Regions from separate parts of the Homo sapiens genome. Here region 1 is linked to region 2. A link is a contact called in ENCODE Hi-C or POLR2A ChIA-PET data. All regions are on one chromosome and are shown on one strand. The core of a region is the stretch at or near the end of the contact, and the rest is flanking DNA. Distances in the headings are between cores, read along the strand shown. Region 1 holds the start of OSMR-DT (OSMR divergent transcript). Region 2 holds the start of NUP155 (nucleoporin 155).

Region 1 (3,628 bases), core at 751-3,250, 1.5 Mb after region 2:
CTGGTGGTGGTCAGCAACCTTGCCATTCCTTGGCTTGAGTCAGCATAAGCAGGATCTGTCTCAGTGGTCACACAGTGTTCTTTCTGGGTGTCTGTGTCCAAATTCCCCCCTTTTCAGAAGTACAGCAGACACTGGATTAATCTTATATGACCTCAGGTTAACTTGATTAAAGCTGCAAAAACATTATTTCCAAATAAACTGATATTTGGAGGTTTTGGGTGGATCTGACTTTATGGACCCAGTGCACCCACTGTTAAGGGTATAATCGCGAATTTATATGGTGCTACTGCATCTAGATTCTAGAATAACGTATAAATTTAAGAAATTAGAATGGTGCAAAAACAGATAAATTATATGTGGGCACCAAATTTTTACACTTCAGTCTCCTTCAATTGCAATAGGAGCCCAAAATAAGCCTCACTTTTTAGAAATTCATACTGGGCTGAATATTTTTATTTGACATCTCATTTGCTAGAAGAGAGATCCCTTTTAACTGTTTCTATAAAGAATAATTTTTTTTCTCAGTAAAATATAAAATCATAAAGACTTTCCAACTCTTGGGCTTGGCAGTTTCCATAACCATGCAGATGGCTAAACTAATGGACTCTTTAAAACTCTTCAAGTAATGAGAGGTGTGGCAAAGGACCATACATTTATTGAGACAAAAATACATTTTATTATCATCAAATATTTACTATGCATCATGGTCTTTGTGGCCCCATTAGGTATTAAGTGTATTAGGGCCTTTAGGCCTTTGTTTTAGGAAAAATAAAAAAACAAAAGGACTCTCAGCTTTCCTTGGGATGACATTGGGGAGGAGCCAGATATGTGAACAAACACAAAAGTAACATTTTAAAATAATTCTGACATTATTTTGAGTCATCCAGTCAATTCAATATAGGATTCTAAGATATGTTTATGGTCGATACTTGTTGATCACTCTTGGTTCCCTCCCCCACCCCCCTCCTACAACCTTGCTTTTGTGATACTTTCCAGGGTCCCCAAACTCAAACCAAACTAGGCTCAGCTGATCTGGAGCAAGGCCCCTTGCCTGCTGATTTGTCAGGCATCCAGACAGGCGAGGCTATGGGAGCTCCCGGTCCGAGGCTGCCTCGGAAGGCTCCTGTTATCCTCTAAGAGAGGTGAAATGCACCTTTCAAAGGCCCAGACACGGTAAAGATTGGATGGCATTTTTGGCCGGGCGCAGTGGCTGACGCCTGTAATCCCAGCACTTTGGGAGGCTGAGGCGGGCGGATCACGAGGTCAGGAGATCGAGACCATCCTGGCTAACACGGTGAAACCCCGTCTCTACTAAACATAGAAAAATTAGCCAGGCGTGGTGGCGGTCGTCTGTAGTCCCAGCTACTAGGGAGGCTGAGGCAGGAGAATGGTGTGAACCCGGGAGGCGGAGCTTACAGTGAGCCGAGATCGCGCCACTGCACTCCAGCCTGGGTGACACAGTGAGATGCCGTCTCAAAAAAAAAAAAAAAAAAAGGTTGAAGATTGGATGGCATTTTTAAGGGGAAAAGTAAACCATGTGTAGCATGTCGTAGCATTGGGAAATAAAGGTTTCGGGACTGTTGTAGCCGAAGAAACTTTGTCGGACAGGGCGTTTCTGGATAGAACGCGAGTAGGGGAAAAATGGGGACCGTTTGATTCGGTTCAAACACGTTTTCGTTGCTCTGGACGCCAAATGGAAACACGGCCAAAATTTAGTTAAAGGACTTCTCTTGCCTGAAGATTTTCGGACGGGGATCTCACGGGTTTGGCCTCTGGGTTGGGATGACAAGTGCCCCTGTGGGATACACAGCCCCAGGCCTCATCGGTCACTCGGCTTACCTCTGGTTCCGCCGGCTGGCCCGTGCGTCCTTGGCCGGGGCAGGAGCAGCGCTGCGCGCGGGGCACGGAGCCTCGGCCGCCGAGTTTTCGGTTTCCAAGTTTCCTTCCCAGGCCTCTCCCACTTCCTCTTCTCACCAGTGCCCGCCCGCCCGCAAAGTCCGGGTTGTGAGGCTGCGCCTCCCCCAGGATCGCGGCCGCCTCCCCCCGGGACTGAAGGGAGGGAATTCCTGTGGGTCCCAGGAGTGCCAAGAGTGCGCAGCAAGACGGGAAATTGCAAAAGACCTCACCCCTCTGCCCTCCCCCGCGGTTTTCCAGTAACTCCCGCCCCTCCGCGCTTGCCCCGCAGCTGATTCATAGCCCCGGCCCGGGCCGCCTCTGCACGTCCGCCCCGGAGCCCGCACCCGCGCCCCACGCGCCGCCGAGGACTCGGCCCGGCTCGTGGAGCCCTTCGCCCGCGGCGTGAGTACCCCCGACCCGCCCGTCCCCGCTCTGCTCGCGCCCTGCCGCTGCGCCGCCCTCGGTGGCTTTTCCGACGGGCGAGCCCCGTGCTGTGCGGGAAAGAATCCGACAACTTCGCAGCCCATCCCGGCTGGACGCGACCGGGAGTGCAGCAGCCCGTTCCCCTCCTCGGTGCCGCCTCTGCCCAGCGTTTGCTTGGCTGGGCTACCACCTGCGCTCGGACGGCGCTCGGAGGGTCCTCGCCCCCGGCCTGCCTACCTGGTGGGTGAAAACTAAATGATTCATTCCTTACAGGCCGCACAGTGCCGAGTCGCCCATTTCTCAGACTGTTTGAAATTCACCATCCCAGCGCCTTTTTCTCAAATGATGGTGGAATGTTTGTTGAGTGGAAAATTCCCACTTGAATCCCTCTTTCCTCTCTCCCAACACATCGTGTGGAGGAGTTCATTGCTTCCCCTACCTCTCCTCTCGTAACCCTTGACTCCCACCTGAGAGAGCCATTTTTCTGGGAATCCGTGTATCTCTCCCACCTGGTCCCTAGCGTAGAAGCGGGAGGAGCTCAAGCACAGGTGGAGAGAGGAATCCCCGGGCGACTCTGCAATAGCGTCCGTCCGGGGCGCTTACCTTCTTCTCCAGCCACTTGAGTGGAAGTGGCCCTCTACATTCTGGAAACCTAGGCACGGAGGGGTTCAGTAACTTGTCCAAGGCCATATGGCTAGCTGTGAGGGCACTGAAATCCGAGCCCGGCTCTCGCAGGCCAGGGCTTTACCCCTGACACCGCGATTCCTTTCTCGATAGTTCTTCATCTGCCCTTCATCCACCTACCCATGCATGCCTGCATCCGTCCATCCATCCTGCCTGCCTTGCTGCGGGAGGCACAGTGCTAGGTGCTGCTGATGGAGTGGCTTGGTAACAGACCTGCCTTGAAAACACTTTGGGAACAAGATATTCAAGAGAAGTAAATGGAAGGGTCTATGAAGGCAGAGAAGATAGAATTGAATGTAGGATACTTAGTTTGAGCTAGAAGGAATTCTGATGGAGGAGAAAGAAATTTTTAGGTTTTATTCCCAAGATTAAAACTGACTTTGGAACATGGGTCAAACTACTTATCACCTCTTAGTTTCCTTGTCTGCAAATAATAATGGTTCATACTTACTGTGAACCAGCCCCTATTCTAAGCACTTGACATATGCTAGCTCATTTAAGCTTCACGGGTGAGGCGGGTACTAGTTTTTTATTATATTTTATTGAGGAAACTGAGGCCCAAAGAGGTTTTGTAACTTTTCTAGGGTTACACAGCTAGCAGGTGACAGTATCAGGATTTGGGTTT
Region 2 (3,581 bases), core at 351-2,850:
ATGAGATATGTAAGAGAAGGACCAGAATGCATGCACTGTTTTTATATCTTGTTTTCACACCTAAGGAGGCCAAAATGAGTAATGTTGTTCAAGATGATAATTGCTAATAGGCCAATCAGGTATTATAAGACACGCTCATTGGTAAGTAGCTGTAGGGAGCAAATACTATCTTTGTTTCTATCATTTCTTTGATTACAAAGCTATCAATGATTTTTATAAATAATCAGAAGTGTTCTCGGTTTACACTGCACAAATTATCCTATTTAGATTACTTTGGTTCTTGCTCACCAACAATCTTTTCTTTCTTACACTTCGCTGGTTTTCTCCAAATTCCATCTCACAAAGGGGTCACTTTTTCTAGCAACTGATGTAATTCCATAAGCCGTGGGGAGCTGGTTATAACTTAAAACTGTTAAACAAATTACTTTCCAGTCACCTATATTGTCAACACATATTCTGCCTTACTCTCCCTGTACATAAGCACTGTGATTTCCCTGTTCTCTTTCTTTATTCCACTGGTAGTTCTTTTAAGATCCTCCAGCATTTCATAACACACATCTCTACACATAATAAAGCGTTTCTTGGCCGGGTGCAGTGGCTTGCGCCTGTAATCCCAGCACTTTGGGAGGCCGAGGCGGGCGGATCACTTGAGGTCAGAGTTCGTGACCAGCCAGGCCAATATGGTGAAACCCCGTCTCTACTTAAAAAACACAAAAATTAGCCGGGCTTGGTGGCAGGCGCCTGTAATCTCAGCTACTTGGGAGTCTGAGGCAGAAGAATCGCTTGAACCCAGGAGGCGGAGGTTGCAATGAGCCGAGATCGCGCCATTGCACTTCAGCCTGGGCGAAGAGGGAACCGCTCCGTCTCAATAAATAAACAAATAAATATAAAGCAAAGCGTATCTTTAAGATAACATGCTAAATTTCCAAATTAACTTCGTTTGCTCTTACGATCTACTCAAACACTAACAGGAGAAATGAACAAATTTGGGACTTGGATCTGGAGATGCTTCTCATATGGCCTTAGCCATAAGCACTTGAGAGCGGCGAGAAGCTCATTAAGGTTGAGGTCTTTGCCTCTTTCTGCTTCAACTGGGAGCTTGCTCTTCACTCTTGCCCTCTCAAGTATCTACAATGAAGAAAGTGAGGAAAGGAAAAAACCTGAAAAGAAGCTGCTTGCTGTTCTCCAAAAATGCAGCCAACAGTGCCATAAATCTCAGCATATCCTCGCCGGGACCAACGCTGGGGATAAGTAGCAAATTAGGAAGTCAGGCGAGAGTCCTTTAGGTTGAGAAAGCAGGGTCACTATCACTCACTTGGGGCAGACACCATAAGCAGCTCGGAAAGGTCCGGGTACATGCGGTCCTCTTGCAACTGACGGTCGATGAGCCGTCCAGCATTTTCCAGAGCTTCCTGCAGGGCTGCGGCAGATGTAGAGGCCGGCATCGCCGCGCCCAACAAAGAAGACGGCATCTCGGAAATCGTAGACACCAGGGTCCAGAAAAAGTCAAAAACCAAGGAGAAACAAGAAAAGATCCAAGAAGTTAGCTTAGATCCGCCGCCTAGGGCGCGCGCGCCAAACGAGCGCCTTGGCGCCTCGACATGACGCACTTCCGCTTCATCCGGTGGGGAACTGGAAGACGCCGTTCTGGCCTGGGAAGAGGAAGCTGTTGGGAGGGGGCTAGAGGTTGTGGGTGGAGCTAGGAGGCTGCTGATGCTTTCGAGGGGGTTGAGGGTTTTGGGGTGTGGCAGGGTAAAATTAGGGTAGGTTATTTAGGGAAGGGAGGGAGGGAAAGGAAGGGAAGGATAAAGGGGAGGGAACAGGGAAGGAGAGGGGCGGGATGGGGTTGGATAGGGTGAGGAGGAAGGAGGGAGGAGGGATACGGTAGGTGGGAGCTAGGTCGTGTGTCTGGCCTAGGAGGTTGGTCAGGTTCCGTTGGTTTAAGCGCGTGCTCGACCTGAGTCTTGGAACTTCCCGCGTCGGTATCCGCTAACTGCAGCTATATGAGTTCGCGCATGAGCGCGCAGTTTGGTTCTCCAAGTAACTGCTTTTGTGAGAGTAGTTAAGAATTGGTAGGTCGCTGTCACAGAGAGGGATATAAACCAGTATCTCACTATATTCTTCGCGGGCTTCAGTGTAAATTAGAATTCATCAGGCTTTTCCATTTGCGTGTCGCTGTCTTTTGACTTTGTTGCCCCTTAGTATAAAATACGTGTTTAAGAAGAAGCTGAGTGCAGGTGGACCGCTGCCGTGCTTTTTATCGTGGCAGAGATAGCAGACAGTTCTAATTCATCTTTCCATTCCCAGCGCTAGTATAGGAACTCGTATGAGATAGGAACCCAAGAGTTCATACAATCCTAAGAAACTGAATACTTGCCTTGTGCCTGGTGCTGGGACTATCAAACTAACACAGTGTTTCCTGTCCTTAAGGTGCTTCAAGCAGAGACAAAGGGCTTCATTATAATTTTTCTATTTGGATAGGTATAAACTATAGCAGGATAGGAGAAAGCAGAGAGGTAAAAGAGGCTTCATTTACTACAGAAGGCAACCTGAGTGGGTAAATCAAAGCACTTTTTAGAAAGCTGCTCTTATTTAGAATCTCACCTAAGAAAGCTTCCAGTTATGTTCTTCAGAATTTCACAAATCAATAACTGAATTACTCTAAATTGGTCTTTTGCTATTTGAATTACATTTTTACTCCCTCAAAGACTTGACTACATTTCTGAAAATTGAAAGTTCTTTGATGTTACCAATCTACACTTAAAATTTGACATAGCCAATATACCAAGAAAAACTGGATTTTTTATCATTGGTATATAGATAGGCAGTTGGGTCTCTAGCTGTGAGTTTACTTTATTTGGTAGACCATAGATTGAAAAGTGGTGGTCTGGCACCGAGTTTGTTTTTAATTTGAGACAAAATACACAAAGTTTTCAACTCCATAAATTGGAAGATTCAACAACGTTGCTGTGATATTCCTGCATAGAAGTAAAGCTCCCCAAAGTGTAATCTAACTAACTTAATTCATTGGCATATTGCCTATGCTTTCCCACTACAACTGCTAAACCGAGTAATTTCTACAAAAGACTGCAAAGCCTTAAATACGGACTCTGGCACTTTACAGGAAAAGTTTGCTGACCTCTTCCCTAGAACAGATAATTATGAATTTTTTTGGTCTTAGGACCCCCTTGATACCCTTAAAAATTATTCAGGATTCCAGAGAGTTTTTGTTTCATGTTGGTTACATCTATTAATATTTGTGAATAACTCAAACTGAAAATTAAAATGTTTAACATTGTATTTAAAAGAGTAACAAGGCCGAGCACAGTGGCTCACACCTGTAATCCCAGCACCCAGCACTTTGGGAGGCCAAGGCAGGTGGATCACAAGTTCAGGAGTTGGAGACCAGCCTGGCCAATATGGTGAAACCCCGTCTATACTAAAATACAAAAATTAGCTGGGCGTGGTGGCGTGCGCCTGTAGTCTCAACTGTTCAGGAGGCTGAGCCAGGAGAATCACTTGAACCTAGGAGGCAGAGGTTGCAGTGAGTCGAGATCGTGCCACTGCACTCCACCCTGGGC

What was found. Hi-C counts contacts between places; a loop is a spot of excess contacts on that map. ChIA-PET counts read pairs that join two places held with the same protein, here RNA polymerase II (POLR2A). Pooled maps may share reads with other maps.
Region 1: a loop to region 2 is called in a pooled map, with 5 times the contacts of the local background. The contact joins the promoter of OSMR-DT here to the promoter of NUP155 in region 2. A Hi-C loop is called at or near these places in 8 of 50 pooled maps. POLR2A ChIA-PET finds 5 or more read pairs at or near these places in 2 of 52 experiments (A549 and activated CD8-positive, alpha-beta memory T cell).

Annotation. Positions count from the first base shown.
Region 1 is chr5:38,843,829-38,847,456 of GRCh38, forward strand. OSMR-DT (OSMR divergent transcript) reads right to left here and starts at 2,001. Exons shown (of 4, transcript NR_109951.1): 1 at 1,840-2,001. It overlaps OSMR (oncostatin M receptor), which reads left to right and starts at 2,184. Exons shown (of 18, transcript NM_003999.3): 1 at 2,184-2,559.
Region 2 is chr5:37,369,506-37,373,086 of GRCh38, forward strand. It overlaps NUP155 (nucleoporin 155), which reads right to left and starts at 1,601. Exons shown (of 35, transcript NM_153485.3): 1 at 1,316-1,601. The coding sequence starts at 1,472. RefSeq lists enhancers at 1,274-1,383, 1,504-1,593.